Regions from separate parts of the Homo sapiens genome. Here region 1 is linked to region 2. Evidence: read pairs that join two places in POLR2A ChIA-PET (ENCODE). Cell type or tissue: OCI-LY7. All regions are shown on one strand. Each heading gives the region's core, and the rest is flanking DNA. Links, peaks and the distances in the headings are about the cores only. Region 1 overlaps CSNK1G1 (casein kinase 1 gamma 1). Region 2 overlaps OAZ2 (ornithine decarboxylase antizyme 2).

Region 1 (10,170 bases), core at 547-8,546, 400 kb after region 2:
ACAGTCTCACGTATAGACATACTCCCAACAATTATGATATTTTTTTCTCTTTCTTTCTAATATCATTTGAGGGATTTAGGCAAAAGACAAGGATAACCGGGATAGTGGATATACTTGAAAATAGGAGAAACAATGAGGAAATATGAATTCTTAATGTTGTTCATGTAGGAAGTTCAGTAGTTGCTGACCTCCTTTGATCGCTTTGATTTTTTTTTCCTTTACAGAATATACATTATAAATGTAAATCTATTGTAAAGCAAAGAAAACAAAAATGAAAAGCAGTTTATTTAAACTATAATAAAGCAATCAGAGGCCAGGCATGGTGGCTCACGCCTGTAATCCCAGCACTTTGGGAGGCTGAGGTGGTTGGATCACCTGAAGTCAGGAGTTCGAGACCAGCCTGGCCAACATGGTGAAACCCCGTCTCTACTAAAAATACAAAAAATTAGCTGGGTGTGGTAGCAGGCACCTGTAATTCCAGCTACTTGGGAGGCTGAGGCAGGAGAATCGCGTGAACCTGGGAGGCAGAGGTTGCAGCTAGCCGAGATCTCGCCATTGCACTCCAGCCTAGGCAACGAGCGAAATTCCATCTCAAAAATAAATAAATAAATAAATAAAGCAAACAGATTGTATTATTGGATTATGTGCCCACTTGTACAGTCAGCTGACAGCTTTTTACCTGTTACTTTAGTAGGGAATTACAGGTCCTCAGGAAGTTTAGAGTATAGGTGTCTTTGCTTTGTTGTATAATTGGTGATAATAACCAAACATTTGACATTTGTTCTAATTCTCTTAAGTTTTCTTTCTTTCTTTCTTTTTTTTTTTGAGACGGAGTCTCACTCTGTCACTCAGGTGGGAGTGCAGTAGCACGAGCTCGGCTCACTGCCACCTCCACCTCCTAGGTTCAAGCTATTCTCCTGCCTCAGCCTCCCGAGTAGCTGGGATTACAGGTGCCTGCCACCACGTCCAGCTAATTTTTATATTTTTAGTAGAGACAGGGTTTTGCCATGTTGGCCAGGTGGTCTCAAACTCTTGACCTCAGGTGATCTGCCTGCCTTGGCCTCCCAAAGTGCTGGGATTACAGGCGTGAGCCACCACACCTGGCCTTCTTTTCACTTAAGTTTTAAGGAAAACATTTATGAAAGTGAAATATAAGTGTGTGTTTAGTATGTGATTGGTGATAGCAGTATTTTTTTTTTTGTTAAGAATACTCACATGGATAATCAAATATAGCATCAAAATTATCTCATTGCAAACATTTGTGTTGGGCTCAGTCCTGAATTTGGACACTGCAGAATTCTGGTAGAGATGAATGTTACGCTTAAGATTTTTTTTTTTTTTTTGCTTTATTTTCACTTTGGGGTTCTGCAAAGGATCTCTTTTTGGCACTCTGTCATTGCATACTCAGCATACAGCAAAAACCACCAAAAGTTTAGCTTTTCAGAACTTTAGGACTACTTAATACCAATAGAGTTTTGGAAGTTCCTTCATAGAGGTTGTCTGTGTTGATTGGTAACTGAAGATTACATAATTCTTGCTAGTGCTTGGTAAATGCTTGGATAGGGGAATGGGGGAGTGAATAGTCTAATTTCTTATAAGTTTTGGCGAAATTAAAAGGAAGAGCTTAAAATTAAATCATCCTCAGTTTCTTTAACTTGATTTTAGCACTGCTCTGTATTTCTGTTAGCCAGTGATGAAAAACAATTGTCTTTCTTTTTGGTCATAGATACATTACTAGAAGAAAGCATTCTATATTAAAGGCTTGTGTGTTTCTGTAGCTTCTATGGTTTGCAGCCTACTGAGCTTATGATACTATGTGAATAACTAATCCAGATGGTTAAACTATTGGAGGATAGAAAACCAAAACCCATTTCAGAAGCTATGCATTTTGCTCACCTTTGGATAGGATTCATTCTAATTGGTAGTGACTTTCTGAATTTGTTTCAAAATTTAATTTTTAACTACATGTTTTCTTGATTTTTACCTAGGTTACAAGATGTTCACCTAAGATTGAGACCTAGTGACTACATTTCCTACGGGAACAAATAAATGGTTTTTCATCTCCCGGAGATACATTACAAACAAATATGGTGCTAAAAGAACTCCTTACCTTTCTCTGACTACAATTTATTTGGACATACTTTTGTATTGAAGAGAGGTATACATACTGAAGCTACTTGCTGTACTATAGGAGACTCTGTCCTGTAGGATCATGGACCATCCTAGTAGGGAAAAGGATGAAAGACAACGGACAACTAAACCCATGGCACAAAGGAGTGCACACTGCTCTCGACCATCTGGCTCCTCATCGTCCTCTGGGGTTCTTATGGTGGGACCCAACTTCAGGGTTGGCAAGAAGATAGGATGTGGGAACTTCGGAGAGCTCAGATTAGGTAAGCACTTGGTTATGTCAGTGACTTCTACTAACAACAATACCTATGATAAGCTTTGGTGTGTTTCAAGACAAGCCGTTTATAGTTTTACAAGAAATTTTTCTTAAGGAGAACCTGTTGTTAAGAAATAATTTGTGAAGGGGCACTATAGTCATTATCAATTATTTGTTATCCAAGGCTCATCTCTCTTTATGTGTGTGCGATGGGCTTTTAAGTTTTCTACCAGTTCTGAGATTTTCTGATGAACATAGAGTTGCATACAGATATCAGTAAAATGCAGACTCTGATTTAGGATGTCTGAGGTGGAGCCCCAAATTCTGCATATTTTTACAAATTCCAGGTGATGCAGATGCTGTTGGTCTTTTAAGAAGGACATAAGGCCTTGGTTTAATTCAGACTCTGCCCCTGAAAAGAAAAGAGTAAATCCTTACTCAGTAATACCCAGGCTTAGTCTGCAAGGATATACAGTACATCCTGTTTGGAGAAATTTTCCAAAAGATAATTTGTTTGCGTTTCTTCCTGGAGTTTCCAGCATTAGAATTAAGTTAGAACTCCAAGGAGAAGTTAGGCAATTTTATTTCCCAACTAAGGCAATGGATTTTCTATTTCAATTATGAATTTATGGGTGAGATGGAAAATAATGACAAAATTAATCTGTCTAAAAATGTGAGATTGGGAAGAAGGTACATTGGGTATTTATATATATATATAAAATTTTTTTTTTTTTGAGATGGAGTCTTACTCTGTCGCCCAGGCTGGAGTGCAGTGGCGCGATCTCGGCTCACTGCAAGCTCTGCCTCCCGGGTTCATGCCATTCTCCTGCCTCAACCTCCCAAGTAGCTGGGACTACAGGCATCCGCCACCACGCCCGGCTAATTTTGTTTTTGTATTTTTAGTAGAGACAGGGTTTCACCATGTTAGCCAGGATGGTCTTGATCCTCTGACTTCGTGATCCGCCCGCCTCGGCCTCCCAAAGTGCTGGGATTACAGGCGTGAGCCACCGCGCCCGGCCATTTATATACTTTTTAATGGCTCTCCCTTGATGAGTGGGATAGAGAAAATAAAAGGCCGTATAAATATATGAAGTTGGAAATTAGCCTGGAGAATGTGGAAAGGTCATCTTTTAGGCTAAAGTGTTTTCTTTTCCTTCATAGCTCTTGAGACTGTGGATTAATGTGAAGACTCATTGTAAGAAACTTTGGCCCTTTGGGGGGAGTGGTGGGAGGGTGGGAACATAATGTAATTATGTTTGTTACCTCTGCTACTTCTTTTTCTTTTTGAGATGGAGTGTTGCTCTGTCACCCAGGCTGGAGTGCAGTGGTGCGATCTCAGCTCACTGCAACCTCCTCTTCCCAGGTTCAAGTGATTCTTGTGCCTCATCCTCCAGAGTAGCTGGGACTTACAGGCATGTGCCACCATGCCCAGCTTATTTTTTTTTTTTTTGTATTTTTGTGGAGACGGGCTCTTGCCATATTGGCCAGGCTGGTCTTGACCTCCTGGCCTCAAGTGATCCACCCGCCTCGGCCTCCCAAAGTGCTGGGATTACAGGCTGAGCCACTACGCCTGACCACCTCTGCTACTTGTGATGGTCCTGCATAGAGAACATGGACAAAATCTTATCTCTGATCCCCCATAGAGAGCCTTGGAGAAACATCACTATACTAGCCAGAGACCATTTGAATTTAAGAATGATGAGAATGGATTTATTTTTACTGTTAGAAGGCTGACAACCTGGAAATTCAGGACTTAATTAGGATAATGAAAGGATCTTTATATTTAGAATTGTGTTCGGGTTACCAAAGCCAGCAGATGCTACTTACAATACGAGTAAGATGTGTAATTACTGCTTTACTTTCTAGCAATCACAGAGTTGCTTTAACGAATAGTTCTGTGAATATTTCTTTATGTCATAAATTGACTGTAACATCACAGTACTACTTGGATGGATTAAATAATTATGACATAAACATCCATAAAATGATTGCTAAGAGGCAGTTTCTAAAGCATCTAAATCTTTGAATTCTCAAAACATCAGACAATTGTTTCATTTCTGTGAAAGTGAAGAAAAACCTTGGTGAATTAAAAGTGGAAATCTGTTTAATCACTGAAGTCTAGATTTGTATTATAAGTTTACGTGGGAAGGGAAAAATTCATTCAGTTAAAAGCATACATTTATAGCCCATATATATTTTCAGAGTAGTATTGTGTTTTGTTTCCTCTTTGAATCTGAGATAATTTTGATGTTTCTCATTTGGACTTGCCTGTAGTCAGAAGAACTTGTCTTTCTTTTCATGTGCTTTTACTCTTCTCTGCTTATCAAGTTTTCATTAGCCCTGGGACCATACTGTTATGGCCTTGTATCTAGAAAAGATACTTTCAGAATTATCTGGCATCTTCCTGACAATAGAGTGGGCTGCATACCCCATTCCGTCATTTTCTTGTTCTAATATTAGCGAGGAGAAGATTGTAAACTACAAAATTCCAAAGTCAAGGCAGGTGCAGTCAGCCTACATCATGGCTACCACCTACAAAGCTCTGCTTCTCTAAACTAATTTCCTTTCCTAGACACACAGTCTGTCAAACAGCCAAGTGCATTTCTTCTTATTCTTTTTTTTTTTTTGAGAGACAGGGTCTTGCTCTGTTACCCGCCCTGGAGTGCAGTGGCATGATCATAGCTCACGCAGCCTCCAACTCCCAGGCTCAAGCGATCCTCCTACTTCAGCCTCCTTAATAGCTAGTGCATAAGAACACGCCCAGCTAATTTTTTTATTTTTAAATGTTTTGTAGAGATGATGTTTTGCAGGCTGGTCTTGAACTCCTGGCCTCAAGCGATTCTCCTGCCTTGGCCTTCCAAAGTGTTGGGATTACAGATGTGAGCCGCCACACCTGACCAACCGTGTGCATTTCTGCTTCAGAGCCTTTACACTTGCAATTCCTTCTGCTTGCAGAATTATTTCCCTAAAATTTTGCGTAGTGGGTTGTTTCTCATCCTTTAGGCCTCAGCTTATGTCTTACCTTCTCAGAGAAACATTCTATCACTTGTTCCTCATTCTCATTTAAAATAGCACGTTTCTTCTCTAGCACATCCTGTCTCGTCAAACTGCTTTATTTTATTCATTGCATTCATCACTATCTGAAATGACCATATGTATGTTTCCCTATTAATTGCCTCTCCTTACTTGAATATAAGCCCTTTAAAGGGCAGGGATTCTTTCTGTATTGTTTACTGTTATTTATGAGATGGAAGGATAAAAAGCTGATGAATAGGAAGAGGGGGGAAAATAAAGCATACTTTCTTTGGGCTCCAGGTTTATGTGGGGGTGGTGGTAGATAGTAGACCTATCGGTTCCAAACAGCAAAAAAAAAAAAAAAAAAAAAAAAGTAACGATAGTGCATTTTGGTTCTCTGCAAATGTTTCCACCCCATTATACAGTTTTCTTTTTTTTTTTTCTTTTAGATGGAGTTTTGCTCTTTTTGCCCAGGCTAGAGTGCAGTGGCACAATCTCGGCTCACTGCAACCTCTGCCTCCCGGGTTCAAGTGATTCTCCTGTCTCAGCCTCCCAAGTAGCTGGGATTACAGGCGTGTGCCTCCATGCCCGGCTAATTTTTTATTTTTAGTTGAGGCAGGGTTTCACCATGTTGGCCAGGCTGGTCTCGAACTCCTGACCTCAGGTGATCTGCCCACGTCAGCCTCCCAAAGTGCTAGGATTACAGGCGTGAGCCACTGCACCCAGCCTTCATCATACATTTAACAACTATTTCTTGAATATTTACTGATACTAGACTCTGGGAAGGATAGAAATAAGAAGATATAGTTTTTGTCTCTACAAATACCACAGTCTAGTGGTAGACAGAGAAAAACAAATTGCAATACAAAGTGATAATATAGCAGATTGGGGGCTGGGTGTAGTGGCTTATGCCTGTAATCCCAGCACTTTGGGAGGCCAAGGCAGGCAGATGACTTGAGCTTAGGATTTCAATACCAACATGAGCAACGTGGCAAAACCTCGTCTCTACAAAAAATACAAAAATTAGCTGGGTGTGGTGGTATGCACCTGTAGTCCTAGCTACTTGGGAGGCTGAGATGGGAGGATGGCTTGAGCCTGGGAGCCTGATGCTACCATGAGCCAAGATCACATCACTGCACTCCAGCCTGGGCGACAGAGTGAGACCGTGTCTCAAACAAACAAAAAACCAGATTGTATGGAAACTACATTGGCAGAGAAGGTTAATAAAGGCTTCAAAGAGGAGGTATGATTTGATGATAGGACAGGATTTCTGCTGGTAGACATAAGGAAGAAGAGCTTGTGCAGGATACACAATCACTAGATACTGTGCAAGTGCCCAGCATATCACAGCAGCATTTAGTTATACATGACTGGGTCATAGGATGTGAAGTGAAAGAAAAGTAATAGAATGAAGCTTTTAGGTAAGTTGGGACGAAATTGTGAAGTGTTTGCATATATTAAAGCATTTGGACTTTATCCTGTAGGCAATGGGGTCGAATCATCAGGAGTTTTACAACAGAGTGACATAATCTAGTTTATATTCCAGAAAGAGAATTCGGGTTGTATTGTAAGATTAGATCAAATAGGAAAGAAGTTGACATCTTGTAGATTTTGCTCTAATTGTAATACTTATCATGTTGTACTTTATTCTTCCATTTCTCTCTCCCAAGATAGGTGTAAGGGTATTACTTTGCTTTTTAGTCCTCATATTCTAATTCCTTTCACTGTGTGTGGTATGTAATGGGTACTCAAGAAAGGCTGAATTGTCCAGGTCAGAAGTAGCAGGGCCTTTGGTCTTAGCTCTGAAAATGGAAGTGAGATGGAGAGAGGACAGGGTAAATTAGAAATTTTAGACATAGACTTTAGGCAGGATTTAGTCACTAATTATTTGATGGGAAGAAGTCAAAGATGACTAAATGTGCCAGCTTGAAGAGACCTTATAAATGAGGAAGATGTAAACCCATTTATGCCGGAAGCTGCAAATTTTTTTGTGAAAAATCAGACCTTGGTGATGACCTCGAGCAGTGTATATAAATAACTCCCACCAGCCTAGCGTTCCAATAATGGAACACTAGGCATAAATGAGTTAATTGAGATAGTAAATATAGGACTAGGGAGAGTGGTTGGGAAGGCAGGTAAGATAGAGTTTGTGAATATTTGAGGACTGGGTGACACATATGCAGAAATGCATATCTGAGACTTAGAAAGTTAGGCTTGAGATAGGGATTAAGAAATCACACCAAACTAGAGATGGGGTTTCACCATGTTAGCCAGGATGGTCTTGATCTCCTGACCTTGTGATCTACCCACCTCGGCCTCCCAAAGTGCTGGGATTATAGGCATGAGCCACCGCGCCTGGCCACCCCCCGACCCTCTTTTTTTTTTTTTTTTTTTTTTTGAGACGAAGTTTCACTCTTGTTGTCCAGGCTGGAGTGCAATGGCACGATCTTGGCTCACTGCAACCTCCGCCTCCTGAGTTCAAGCGATTCTCCTGCCTCAGTCTCCCAAGTAGCTGGGATTACAGGCACCTGCCACAACGCCCAGCTAATTTTTTGTATTTTTTGTAGAGACGGGGTTTCACCATGTTGGCCAGGCTGGTCTTGAACTCCTGACCTCAGGTGATCTGCCTGCCTTGGCCTCCCAAAGTGCTGGGATTACAGGTATGAGCCACCACTCCTGGCCCTTCCCTATCTTTTTAAAATGAGCCATGTGTATTTTGTAATCAGCAAAAAGTAGTAATCAAAGCAAAACAATTTCATTAAAGCAAATTTTTTTAAAAAGAAAATACACTTATTGCTTAAAATTTTTTTTTAATTCTACTTTAGAGGTGTCTGTGGAGATAACCAGTAATGATGGTTTAATTTTCTACAGCTCAAAAATGTGTATTAGGACATATTTTAGAAATGCAATCAAATTGTGCTCTAAGCTTCCTCTTATGGCTGGGCGTGGTGCCTCATGCCTGTAATCCCAGCCCTTTGAGAGGCCGAGGTGGGCGGATCACCTGAGATCAGGAGTTTGAGACCAGCCTGGCCAACATGGTGAAACCCCATCTCTACTAAAAATACAAAGAATTAGCCGGGCTTGGTGACGGACGCCTGTAATCCCAGCTACTCGGAAGGCTGAGACAGGAGAACCAGTTGAACCTGGGAGATGGAGGTTGCAGTGAGCTGAGACTGCACCACTGCACTCCAGCCTGGGAGACAGAGTGAGACTCCGTCTCAAAAAAAGAAGCCTCTTTTTATTGCTTAATAGAGCATGAACATCTTGTTTCAACTTAAATATATCTCATCAATTTTAAATATTTCTATAGTATTCAATTTAGCCATTATCAATATACACAAAAATTATTTTGTATTTTAATACTATAATTAATACAGTACTCCTGCAGTCCCCAACTTTTTTGGCACCAGGGACCCATTTCATGGAAGACAATTTTTCCATGTACCAGGGGTGGAGGATGGTTTCAGGATGAAACTGTTCCACCCTAGATCATCAAGTATTAGATGTAGGCTAGATCCCTCACATGCACAGTAATAGGGTTTGCACTCCTGTGAGAATCTAATGCTGCCACTGATCTTTCAGGTGGCACTCAGGTGGTAATGCTTGCTTACCCACTGCTCACCTCCTGCCATGCAGCCTGGTTCCTAACAGGGCCACGGACTGGCACTGGTCTACTCGATCTCCTTGTATTTAAAGTTGGTTTAATTTCTTAGACTACATCCTGGAAGCGTACTTTTTGTGTCAAAGGATATGTACGTTTGCAATTTTGTTACACATTGTCAGTTTGCCCTCCAAAAAGATGTTTCACTTTGTGTGTATGTGTGTCCTTGTGCTTATTTCCTCCAGTGCTTCAGAAATCTTAAACAATATCAAGAATCTTTTCATCTATGACAGTCTGATAGGGGAAAATGGTATTACTTAAATGTGTATGTGTTCATAGGTGAAGTTAAACATACTTACACATATTTGCTTATTTTTTTAAAGAGTATTTCTATGTGGCCTTTGCTCATTTTCAATGGAAAGATTATTTCTGTGGAGTCTTTTGTGTACTGCCTCAATGAAAGGAGAATTATGAAGATTTAAGACAGAAGGGAAAATTGATGGATAGTGATTGTGTAGGTAGGAGGACATGATGGGATGAAAACAGATTTTATAGATTGATACTAACTGAAAATCATGGGGAATCTTGTGAGAACTTTCTCATTTTTAAAGTTTTGAGCCTTCTGCTGAATCAGGCCTGGAAAGAATCATGTAAACATTAAAATAAAATTATTTTCCTCTAGAGTTAAGAAAATATACATCCTCAATGTACAAATAATTGCTGATGTTTTTCTTAGTTGCAAGAATAAGTAGATAGATGATATTTATTTATTTATTTATTTATGAGATGGAGTCTCGCTCTATCACCAGGCTGGAGTGCAGTGGCGCGATATTGGCTCACTGCAACCTCTGCCTCCCAGGTTCAAGCAGTTCTCCTGCCTCAGCCTCCTGAGTAGCTGGGATTACAGGTGCCCGCCACCATGCCCGGCTAATTATTTTTTGTATTTTTTTAATAGAGACAGGTTTCACCAAGTTGGCCAGGATGGTCTCTATCTCCTAAGCTAGTGATCCAGCCACCTCGGCCTCCCAAAGTGCTAGGATTACAGGCATGGGCCACTGCACCTGGCTGGTGATATTTCTTTCACATCCACATAGGGGTGCACGTATGTTTATGGGAGACCTGTTAGACTAGAGAGACAGGCGTATGATTTTAATAATATTCATATTAT
Region 2 (10,357 bases), core at 1,596-9,595:
TAGCATATAGTTTTAAAGCTCCCCAGGTAATTCTTTATAATGCAAAGCTGGGGTTAAAAACCACAGCTTCCTTCCTGCAGCTTTTCCCATCCTATTCCTGTAGTGGGTGTCAGCCCTTTTCTACTGACAAAGGCCTAATTTTCTTCGAGGAATATTTTTTTTTTTTTTTTTTTTTGAGACAGGGTCTCACTCTGTGGCGCAGGCTGGAGTGCAGTGGTGCGATCTGGGCTCACTGCAACCTCTGCCTCCTGGGCTCAATTTCTTCAGGGATTTCTTAGTCTTTCTCTCTCAGGTGCTGTCCAGAAGTGCCCAAGATACAATACCTGCAACAGCTTCTGAAGTTCCTGTCTGTACTCAGTTCTCAGCCATTGGCCATTTTCTTCCCCCAAGTCTCAGACTCTTAACTGGTGCCCTCCCCCTCATTTCTTCTTTGCATGCAGGAAGAAAATTCACTCGCCGTTTGATAATTTGTTATGGTCTTATTTGACCTGTTATCCCTGCCTCCCATGTTCTCTTTACCCTACAACCCATCAGCTGTTAGAGTTTCCTTTTCCAAGACTCTCCATGTCCATCCCCTCTGCATTCCCCCCTTTCACTCCATCTTCTGTAACCCAGCCCCTCGGGAGCTGAGGAGGTGGAGGCGGATATAGACACGGAGAGTGCTGGATGCAAAGGTGTTACTTGTGGCAAAGGCGCCGTGTGTGCTGAGGATAGATGGCAGGTATGAGAGAGGGCAGGATGAAGCACAGGGGTGGAGGGGAGCAGAGAGACCTACAACAAAACCCACTCAAGGGGTATGTGAGATAGACTTTTTTTTCTGTTCTTTTTGTGTGTCTGTAGTGGGGGTTGGAAAGTGGGGTGGTCTCAGCAGTCATTCTCTGGAGTCCTCTGGACTGAGCTGGTCGAAATGCCGAGTCTTTTGTAGGCTGAGCCCTGAGAGTTGAGCAACTTGGAACCAACATGTAAGAGTCTTCACCAACTGTGAGGTTGAAAGACCTGAGTTCTGGCTGAGCCAGTGTGCTTACATGTGAAAAGAAGAGGGGGTTGGGTTAACTTGACTCGAAAATTCTTTCCAGCTTCCTAAGTGGCAAAACAGGCTTGCTTGTCTCCAGGGCCCTTGCTTAGCGTGTTGGTAATTTGAGGGGCCTGGCTGTATGAGAGGCAGGTGGAGAGAGGAGCCAACTGGCCTGCCAGGGCCTGGGTAGGAGCTAGGCCTTGGATCAGGCTCCTCCACTTGGCCTGGGGGTGGGGTGTTGTGTGCAGGGTGTCTGGTTTCTTTGAGTGATGGCAATCCCATTTCCATAGCGTGTTTCCTAGATTCCTTGGGCCTGCCCCTAACTTTCTAAAAGGAATCCTGGTAGAGTCCTAACTAGGGATTCTGATAAGAGCCGGATGTTCTTCCCAGTCAGTGTTCTCGAGTGTTTCATATCCATAGAGTGGGGAGCTGGCTGGGAATTTAGCTCCCATTGGGTGGGGGATGGGATTTTCAGCTTCCCTGGCTCCAGTGAAAAACTCAGGAGGTGGAGGCTTGGTTTCCTGGAAGAAATAGTTGCAGAGGAGCTGGCACTATGTTTTGAAAACAAGGCTCTTCCTTTCCAGTGTTATTCTGATTGGTACTTCCAAAATGTCAGAATTCCTGATGGTGGGGGAGGGAAGAAGATACAAGTACGAGCACCTTTATTATCCTTTTTGAACATGAGGTTTAAATCCAAGGAAATCAAGCTTCCTGGTCTTTTTCTCCCTGGATTTGTGGGGGCAGGGAGACAGTATCTGTCCAGGGCTTGCTTTGTACCTGTGACAGTACAGTATGTAGAGAAGCACTAGCCCTGGCTTGATAGTGATATTATTATCAATCTGTGCTGATGGGCTTTGAGGAGAAACATTTGGTTCTGCAGGTGGTTTTTTGGGGGAAGGGGGCAGGGCATAAGAACATATCAGAACTATCAGCATCTTCACTGAGTGGTTTCCTGGGTAATGGAATTTCTGTCTCTTCCTAAAGGGTCTGGTTTCAGTTATTCCTTATTTATTGACAATATGGCTTGTTGGGCATGGGGTGGTAGGGAGAGCCAGTTTTCCAATGATGTGCCTTCAAGGTCACTCTATGGTAGGAGGGTTGGGGGAGAGGAGAGAGGGGAGAGAGAGAGGAGAGAGTCAAAGAGGAGAGAGAGAGAGACAGACACAGACTCTCCTAGTATAGTCAGGAATCCCCCAAAATCAGAGCTATGCTTCAGAAAGCAGTGTGGGCTAATAATAGCAATTCCTCACTCTGCCAAGAAATCCAAATTTAGCCTCAGAGCTGCTCAAAAATATAAAAAAGGGGACTGAGGAGTGGGATAGAGGGATGTTACAAATGTGCATTTCTAGAAAAACAAAATGAGTAATTCATCCCTTTTTGAAAGAGTATGCAGTGTTGATTCAAGTTGGTGCCATGATTTAGAAGGTTATGAAGCCAAAGTTACAGACCAGGCCAGGCATGGTGGCTCACACCTGTAATCCCAGCACTTTGGGAGGCTGAGACGATTGCTTGAGCCCAGGAGTTCAAGACCAGCCTGGGCAACATAGTGAGATGCCCCATCTCTTAAAAAAAAAAAAAAAAGTTATAGACAAGAAAGGGACAAGTAGGCAGGCAAGAATTTTGTCACTTAAAGTGAACAAAACAGGTAGTGTCCGGTTAGCAGCAGTAGTGTAAAATGCTTTGTATAAGATAAACCTTAAGAAAATTTCTTAGTCCTTTGATACTATATAAACAATGATGTAATTCTGTCCTGGGAAGAGGCTGGCACTGTGTGATGACCTTACTCTGCAAACTAGATTGAGGTACTTAATATGTAAAAGTAAAGTCTTATATTAAAGCTTGATTACCTAGCTATCCACTCACCTCTGGTAGCATATGTGATTGTGCGTTCCTTTGGCATATGTACCAATATCAGCTGTGTGATAAGCAAACCCCAAAGGCACAGATATTCTAGCTATCACTATAACTGTGTTTCTTGTGGAGAATCAACCAAAACCCAATTTTGCTTTCAGCCTGTGATTCAGAGTGGTGATGTCATTTTCTTTATAATTGTGCTTAGCAAGAAGAGTCCCTGTGGAACGCAGAATAGCCCTAGTGAAATGACTTTTGCCTGGCATCTGCCCAGGGGCCCTTTCTCAGATGGAAGGGGCATCGGTAGCTGGAAATCAGCCTCTACAGCCACACTAGACTGGAGGTGGTCATCACCCTCTCACCTTTCTTACTTTCTATTTTGCTAAGTGATGGCACATCTTTTTGCGTAGGGATTAGTCATCAAAGACATTCCTAGTCTCAGAGTAAAAGCTACCTGTATGAGGGAAGTGAGGGCACCTTTGGGTGTTCTATGAGGCAGGGCCTGAGACAAGAATGGGTCAGAAGAGGTTGAGAGGGGGAAATGAATGTAGAACTGTGTTGGGAATGTGGTTTTCATGTCTTCAATTGATACCAAAAGGTAGCTAATACCAAGGCCATCTGACTTTCTCTGACAGGTAATAGAAACCAGAGAGAAAGGGTGCAGAATTGAATGAGCGAAGGAGGCTACTGATTCAAGTGAAACATGATCAGAAGTATATTAAGGAGAATTTGAATTCAAGTATTTTTTAGATGTAGCTAAGTGGAAGTTACTCACAGAATTACTTTTATATGGAATCTCTTCTCTGTGTACTCTGTACTCTTTTGGTAGCCATCTGTGGGGGATTGCTTTCAGGACCTTCCCCTTACCAAAATCCAAGGGTCCATTATATAAAATAGTGTAGTATTTACATATAACCTACATATATCTTCCCATATACTTTAAATTATCTCTAGATTACTTATAATGCATAACACAATGTAAATGCTATGTAAATAGTTTTAGTGCTCTTTTTATTTGTACTTTTTTTTATTATGCTGTTGTTTATTTTTTTCCTGAGTATTTTTGATCCATGGTTGGTCAAATCCACGAATGTGGAACCTGTGGATATAGAGGACCAACTGTATGTAAATCAAAACTGACTAAAGACAGCTGGAAGTAATTTTTTTTTTTTTTTTTTTGAGGCAGAGTCTCGCTCTTTTGCCAGGCTGGAGTGCAGTGGTGCAGTCTTGGCTCACTGCAACCTCTGCCTCCCGTGTTCAAGCGATTCTGCTGCCTCAGCCTCCCAAGTAGCTGGGACTACGGGCGTGTACCACCACGCCCAGCTAATTTTTGTATTTTTAGTAGAGACGGGGTTTCATCATGTTGGCCAGGATGGTCTTGATCTCCTGACTTTGTGATCTGCCTGCCTCTGCCTTCCAAAGTGCTGGGATTACAGGCGTGAGCCACTGCGCCCGGCTGGAAGTGATTCTTTAACAGAAGATCCTTTACTTTTATCAAGAGACTTAAGGTTAATTCTAAATAGTAAGTACCCTAGAGATTTAGAAATAGCATTTGAATTATAAAAATTTTATTTACCATCATCATTGCCCAGCTGTACATCTGCTGCATACGCTGCCTGTCTGTAGTCAGTGTGTGAAATTGTAACCTGCTAAGGGCATTTCAGACAACAGTTTCACAGACACTTTAAATTAGAGGCAGCAGGATGTGATATGTTAGTAGCACTCATATGTATTCTGAGGAGTGTTTCCAAGGGCATGTCCTATCACTGAGAAAATAAAAGGCACTAACAGATTGGCTCTAATCTTCCATCTCTCTTCCGAATTGCCTTGTATGCTGGATACCTGACACCTTAGTTTCTGGCATGGGATATATGTATTTTTTTCTCTTCCAAAGCAGGACCAGCCCAGCTGGATGTTTGGGTTCGGTCTGATACATTTGATTTTCCTTAATCAGCCTGATCTTTTCAGCCTCTGAAAAGGACTGAGATTCTTTTTTTTTTTTTTTGAGACAGTCTCGCTCTGTCACCCAGGCTGGAGTGCAGTGGCACGATCTCAGCTCACTGCAACCTCCGCCTCCCTGGTTCAAGCAATTCTCCTACCTCAGCCTCCCAAAGTGCTGGGATTACAGGGATGAGCCACCATGCCCAGCCTGTTTCTTAAATCATCCTTTAGGTGGTTGAGATTAAACAATGCCTGCCCTCAAGTGGTGTGACCAGGAGGTGAGGAAGGATTGGAAAAAGCTGGGGATAGGAGCCAGTTAGAAACAAGACTAAACTGAATATGAAACCCAACCTGGTTTGGATCTTATGATAGGAAGACTTGTGTTTAGAAGTCACTGTCTGTTGTGCTTAAATTCTTCCAGGATTCATTATTCCTAATGAGCTTGGTGGCGTAGCTTCAATACCATTTGAACACTAAAGCCATTATCAGAAGAGAAGGCCATTACTGGGTAATTTCATGCCCCTTAATGTCTTTAACTACCACATACGTACCCATCCCCCTTCCTTTCTCACTTCAGAAATGACAGGTTTTTTGGAAGAGAAGCAATTTGCCATTCACAGCAAGTAACTAATAACAGATGCTTTATGTGGACGATGAAGATAATTATTGTGATCTACTGTCTACTAAACTTATCGCAAACCCCAGCTGTTTCTTTTAGGGAACTGGAACTAGTTCCCAGAGTGGGGGCTTGAAACACCCCTCCACCCCCACTCACACACACACTTGCTTATCTGCGCAGATTTATGGGGGAGGAGCAGAGAGCCTCCAGGATCCTTGTATGTGAGAATGGGGAAGTAAATGACATGTTACCATGGCGTAGATATCTTGCGTTTATTTGAAGAGGAGAGAGATCAGGAAACCAGAAATATCACAAGCCCCACTGCTAAATATGACTAGCTTAAAGAAAGAAATATCACAAGCTCATAGATTAGTGCTGGACACAGGGCAGGCAGGCTCCAGGGATTACTTCTAGGAAGACAAAGGGTATTATGGTCTAAAAAAAAATCCTCACTTTATTCTTGTCTTTTCAGTGAGTTGGCCCATTGCTTCTGCTGTTTGCAAGTAAAAATTAGCTAAGAATCAAGATGGTAGTTGGGATGCAGGGCAGAGGTTGAATGCAGCTCGCTCATCTAAAGACCATTTGAGGAATAATTCCTTTGGAAGTAGGAGCCTGGCACCAGAATTCTAGAATTGCAAGGGCTTGGTGATTGATAGGGTTATTTTGTGAACCTAATTAATTCTCTGTATACAAGATGATAATCTGTCTATCCCAGAGGGGTTTGCCCCATCTTTGGGTAGCTCCACTGACCAATAGAAGCAAACCAGCTTTCTCCCGTGGTCCAGCCCTCCTTATGCCCCTGCAGGAACCTCAGCACAGAGAAGTGATCATTGGGGAATGAGAACGGAATCATATGATGTGGTGCATGTGTGTGCATTTGCTTGGGGAAACTCCCCTCACCAAACTCTTGTCTTATTTTTTCTAGTCTGGACACTGTTATTCTGCCCCTTAACACATTGGAAGGGGGAATCACAATAGCTCATTGTCCCCAGCAGAAAATAACTCCTGTCCTTGAAAACAGTAGCATAGTCCTCTGTTAAGCCCTTTCTGTTTTTTTGTTTGTTTTTGTTTTTTTGAGACAGAGTTTTGCTCTTGTTGCTCCGGCTGGAGTGCAGTGGCGTGGTCTTGGCTCACTGCAACCTCCACCTCCCGGGTTCAAGCGATTCTCCTGCTTCGGCCTCCTTAGTAGTTGGGACTACAGGCACGCTCCACCACACCCGGCTAATTTTTGTGTTTTCAGTAGAGACGGGGTTTCACCATGTTGGCCAAGCTGGTCTCAAACTCCTGACCTCAGGTGATCCATCCACTTTGGCCTCCCAAACTGCTGGGATTACAGGCGTGAGCCACCACGCCTGGCCGTTTTTGTTTTGAGCTGAAGTTTCGCTCTGTCATCCAGGCTGGAGTGCAGTGGCACAATCTTGGCTCACTGCAGCCTCCACCTCCCAGGTTCAAGTGATTCTCCTGCATCAGCCTCCTGAGTAGGTGGGTCTACAGGTGCACACCACCACACCCGGCTAATTTTTTTGTATTTTTAGTAGAGATGGGGTTTCACCATATTGGCCAGGCTGCTCTCAAACTCCTGACTTCAAGTGATCCACCCGTCTCTGTCTCCCAAAGTGTTGGGATTACAGGCATGAGCCACTGCGCCCAGTTCAGCCTTTTCTGTTAACAGCTGTTGATGAGGCCGAGAGTGGAGGAGGTGAGGATGACCTGAGGTTTTCCAGAGGAGGGAAGAGGTAGATATGTGGTTACACCCCTAGATTTTTTTTTTTTTTTTTTGGGGGGGAGGAATCTGGCTCTGTCACCCAGGCTAGAGTGTAGTGGCACAATCTCGGCTAACTGCAGCCTCCACCTCCTGGGTTCAAGAAATTCTTCTGCCTCAGGCTTTTGAGTACCTGGCATTACAGGCACCTGCCACCACGCCCGGCTAATTTTTGTACTTTTAGTAGAGGTGGGGTTTCGCCATGTTGGCCAGGCTGGTCTTGAACTCCTGAGCTCAAGTGATCCTCCCTCCTCGGCCTCCCAAAGTGCACCCCTAGATACTGATGCTGCTCCTCACCCATGGACACTTCCCTGGGAAATCCATTTCTCAAAGAAATTTCCAAGTATACTTGTAGGCCCCCAGTTGAAATCTTTGAGAGAACAGACCCTAGGAGCTGAGCAGTGACGGGTTTGGACTTGCATTTTCAGCTGGAGTGCAGATACAGTTCTGCTAATAGGACTGCCCCTTTGGTTACTGTACCATTGCCATGTTAGGTGTGAATTCAGTTTTGTTGCTCTTCATTTAGAAGAATCCAAAATTGGCATGCCATGCTATATAAAGCAAAGGACAGTGTGAAGAATAGTTACCTCACACCGTTTTACAATGGCTTTCAGGGAAAAAAAAGCCCTGACTTACAGCATTTGGGGACTTTCGCAGTGTAAATACTCCTCCTTTGGCCAATTCAGGCTACCAACATGACATCATTAAACACATATTTGGCAAGAGATGTGCACGATTGTGTGAGCTGGCCCCAGCACACCACTGCAATACCCGCTAAATGTATCCAGTGCATTCCAGCTGCTCTGAGGCTGATGTGTGGTGGCTGGGGAACAGGCCTGTTGCTGAGTCGTGGTGTGTACACACACACACAATTTACCTCCTTCTCTGTTTCACTTGCCCTTGGCCTAGGGAATGAACTACATCTCAGTCTAAGGAACCACTAAATTGGATTCAAAGACAGTTGAGCAGATCTACAGCCCTGTTGGGTCCATCCGAAAATCAAGGTGGCCAGTAAGGTGACAGCTCTTTTAGGAGCCTTTTACCTGCTATAATCTGTCTGATTATTGGATTCTTTACTCAGGTCATAGCACGTATCCTCCTCTCCCAGCACATAGCCTGCACCCAGCACATCTGAGTGTGTGTTCTGACCACATCACTATTATGTGACCTCCCACGCTCAGGTCACGAAAGGATCAGCAAAGAAGGGCAAGAAGGCCCAGCATTTGGTGCATACCAGGGGCAAATCAGACATCACAGTATTCTATGTACTATTGTGTACCTCTGCTCTGGGAGCCAAATCCCTGGATTTAGTTTTATTCTTAACCATTGAGGGATTTGGTTAAATGATTTCTCACTCCAGCTGGGTGTGGTGGCTCATGCCTGTAATCCCAGCACTTTGGGAGGCTGAGGCCAGCGGATCACTGGAGGTCAGGAGTTCCAGACCAGCCTGACCAACATGGTGAAACCCTGTCTCTACTAAAAAATACAAAATTAGCCAGGCGTGGTGGCGCATGCCTGTAATCCCAGCTACTTGGGAGGCTGAGGCAGGAGAATCACTTGAACCTGGGAGGCAGAGGTTGCAGTGAGCCAAGTGCGTACCACTGCACTCCAGCCTGGGAAACGAGTGAAACTCTGTCTCAAAAAAAAAAAAAAAAAAAAAAAGTTTCTCACCCCAGTTCCTTTGCTCAGAAGGGGGATGGGGCCATCACTGGGGAAGTAGCCTTGAGAGTTCCTCAGGAACAGGGTACCCAGACCATATGACTTCCCCTCTCCAGCCTGTAACTGTGGGCCTTTTTGATTCTGCCACATAGGTGGTTGAGGCACCATAGGGAAATGAAAAGAGACTGGCACAGGGTTTGAGGCTTGGCAGGTAAGCCAGGACCTGGTGATTTCCAAGGTCTGCCCAGTGCCACAGTGATTTGTTAGAAGATTGCTAGGTGCTCCTCCGGTCAAATAAACCCAGCTGGAGTCCCTTGGCCCTCCTGAGACTTCCTCCCCATGACTTTGCAACACGGTGGGTTCCCCTTAAGACAGCAGCGTAGTTCTGGAAGCTGAAGCCCACAGGACTGGGGCAGCTGGGAGCGTTCATAAGCCTTCCCTTGTTTAGAGAGAGCCAGGATGGGGTGGGGGTGGGATTTGAGTTATATCTTTACATCTTGGCCGGGCGCAGTGGCTCACGCCTATAGTCCTAGCACTTCGGGAGGCTGAGGTGGGTGGATCATGAGGTCGGGAGTTCGAGACCAGCCTGGCCAACATGGTGAAACCCCATCTCTACTAAAAATAGAAAAATTAGCTGGGCATGGTGGCGTGCACCTGAAATCCCAGCTGCTCGGGAGGCTGAGACAGGAGAATCGCTTGAGCTTGGGAGGTGGAGGTTGCAGTGAGCCGAGATCGTGCCACTGCACTCCAGCCTGGGCGACAGAGCGAGACTCCGCCTCAAAAAAAAAAAAAATCGTCAAGTCTTGGTGTTTACTGTCTCACCCTCTCTGTCTCTTGCAGTAGTATTTTGCCTTTGAGTAACTGTCCCCAGCTCCAGTGCTGCAGGCACATTGTTCCAGGGCCTCTGTGGTGCTCCTGATGCCCCTCACCCACTGTCGAAGATCCCCGGTGGGCGAGGGGGCGGCAGGGATCCTTCTCTCTCAGCTCTAATATATAAGGTAAGGAGGACCCTGGGATGGAAGGCTGGGGTTGGAGCTTTCTCAGACTCCACTGTGCTGCTGCTCAAGGGGAATAATCACTTTCTTAGTCTTCTGGCTCTTAGCCTAGGCCAGTGGGGGGACTGTGAAGGACTCTTTCAGCTGAGGCTGTTGCATGGCTTATTGGGAATACTAGAGGAGAGATATCAGCACCATTTGTTGCCTTTTAATCTGCTGTAATTGAGGCCCAGAAGTTAGTTTAGCTTCTCACTAAGACTGGGATGGAAGGTTAGCAAGGCAGCTGAATTCTGGGCTTTTGAGATTGTGCCCAAGGGAGATAACACGGACCCTGCAGTCCACTTGGAATCAGACTTTGGCTGACTGGGGCTCCAGCCAAACCCTCATACATACCCTCATTTGTTTTTGGTATTTCCCTTTCTGACAGGGAAGGAAAAGAACATGGTGTTGGGGGAAAGCGTGGGCTTTCGAGTCAGGGAGACCTGGGTTTGAATCTCATCTCTGCCATTCACTGT

What was found. Peaks named below come from ENCODE experiments on the same cell type or tissue, not always from the same donor. Only the 100,000 strongest peaks of a DNase experiment are listed, where the experiment ranks them.
Region 1: POLR2A ChIA-PET joins it to region 2 with 12 read pairs; 4 of 35 experiments call an interaction of 5 or more read pairs at or near these places.

Annotation. Positions count from the first base shown.
Region 1 is chr15:64,292,542-64,302,711 of GRCh38, reverse strand. CSNK1G1 (casein kinase 1 gamma 1) reads left to right here. Exons shown (of 12, transcript NM_022048.5): 2 at 1,989-2,393. The coding sequence starts at 2,213. Among named protein-coding and RNA genes, the nearest start is that of CSNK1G1, 59 kb to the left of the region's middle. In OCI-LY7, for the core only: no CTCF peak of the experiment used is centred there; no DNase peak of the experiment used is centred there.
Region 2 is chr15:64,690,922-64,701,278 of GRCh38, reverse strand. OAZ2 (ornithine decarboxylase antizyme 2) reads left to right here. Exons shown (of 5, transcript NM_002537.3): 2 at 9,688-9,845. Among named protein-coding and RNA genes, the nearest start is that of OAZ2, 7.2 kb to the left of the region's middle. RefSeq lists enhancers at 41-878, 879-1,715. In OCI-LY7, for the core only: no CTCF peak of the experiment used is centred there; a DNase peak (open chromatin) is centred at 5,588; H3K27ac peaks cover 706 bases.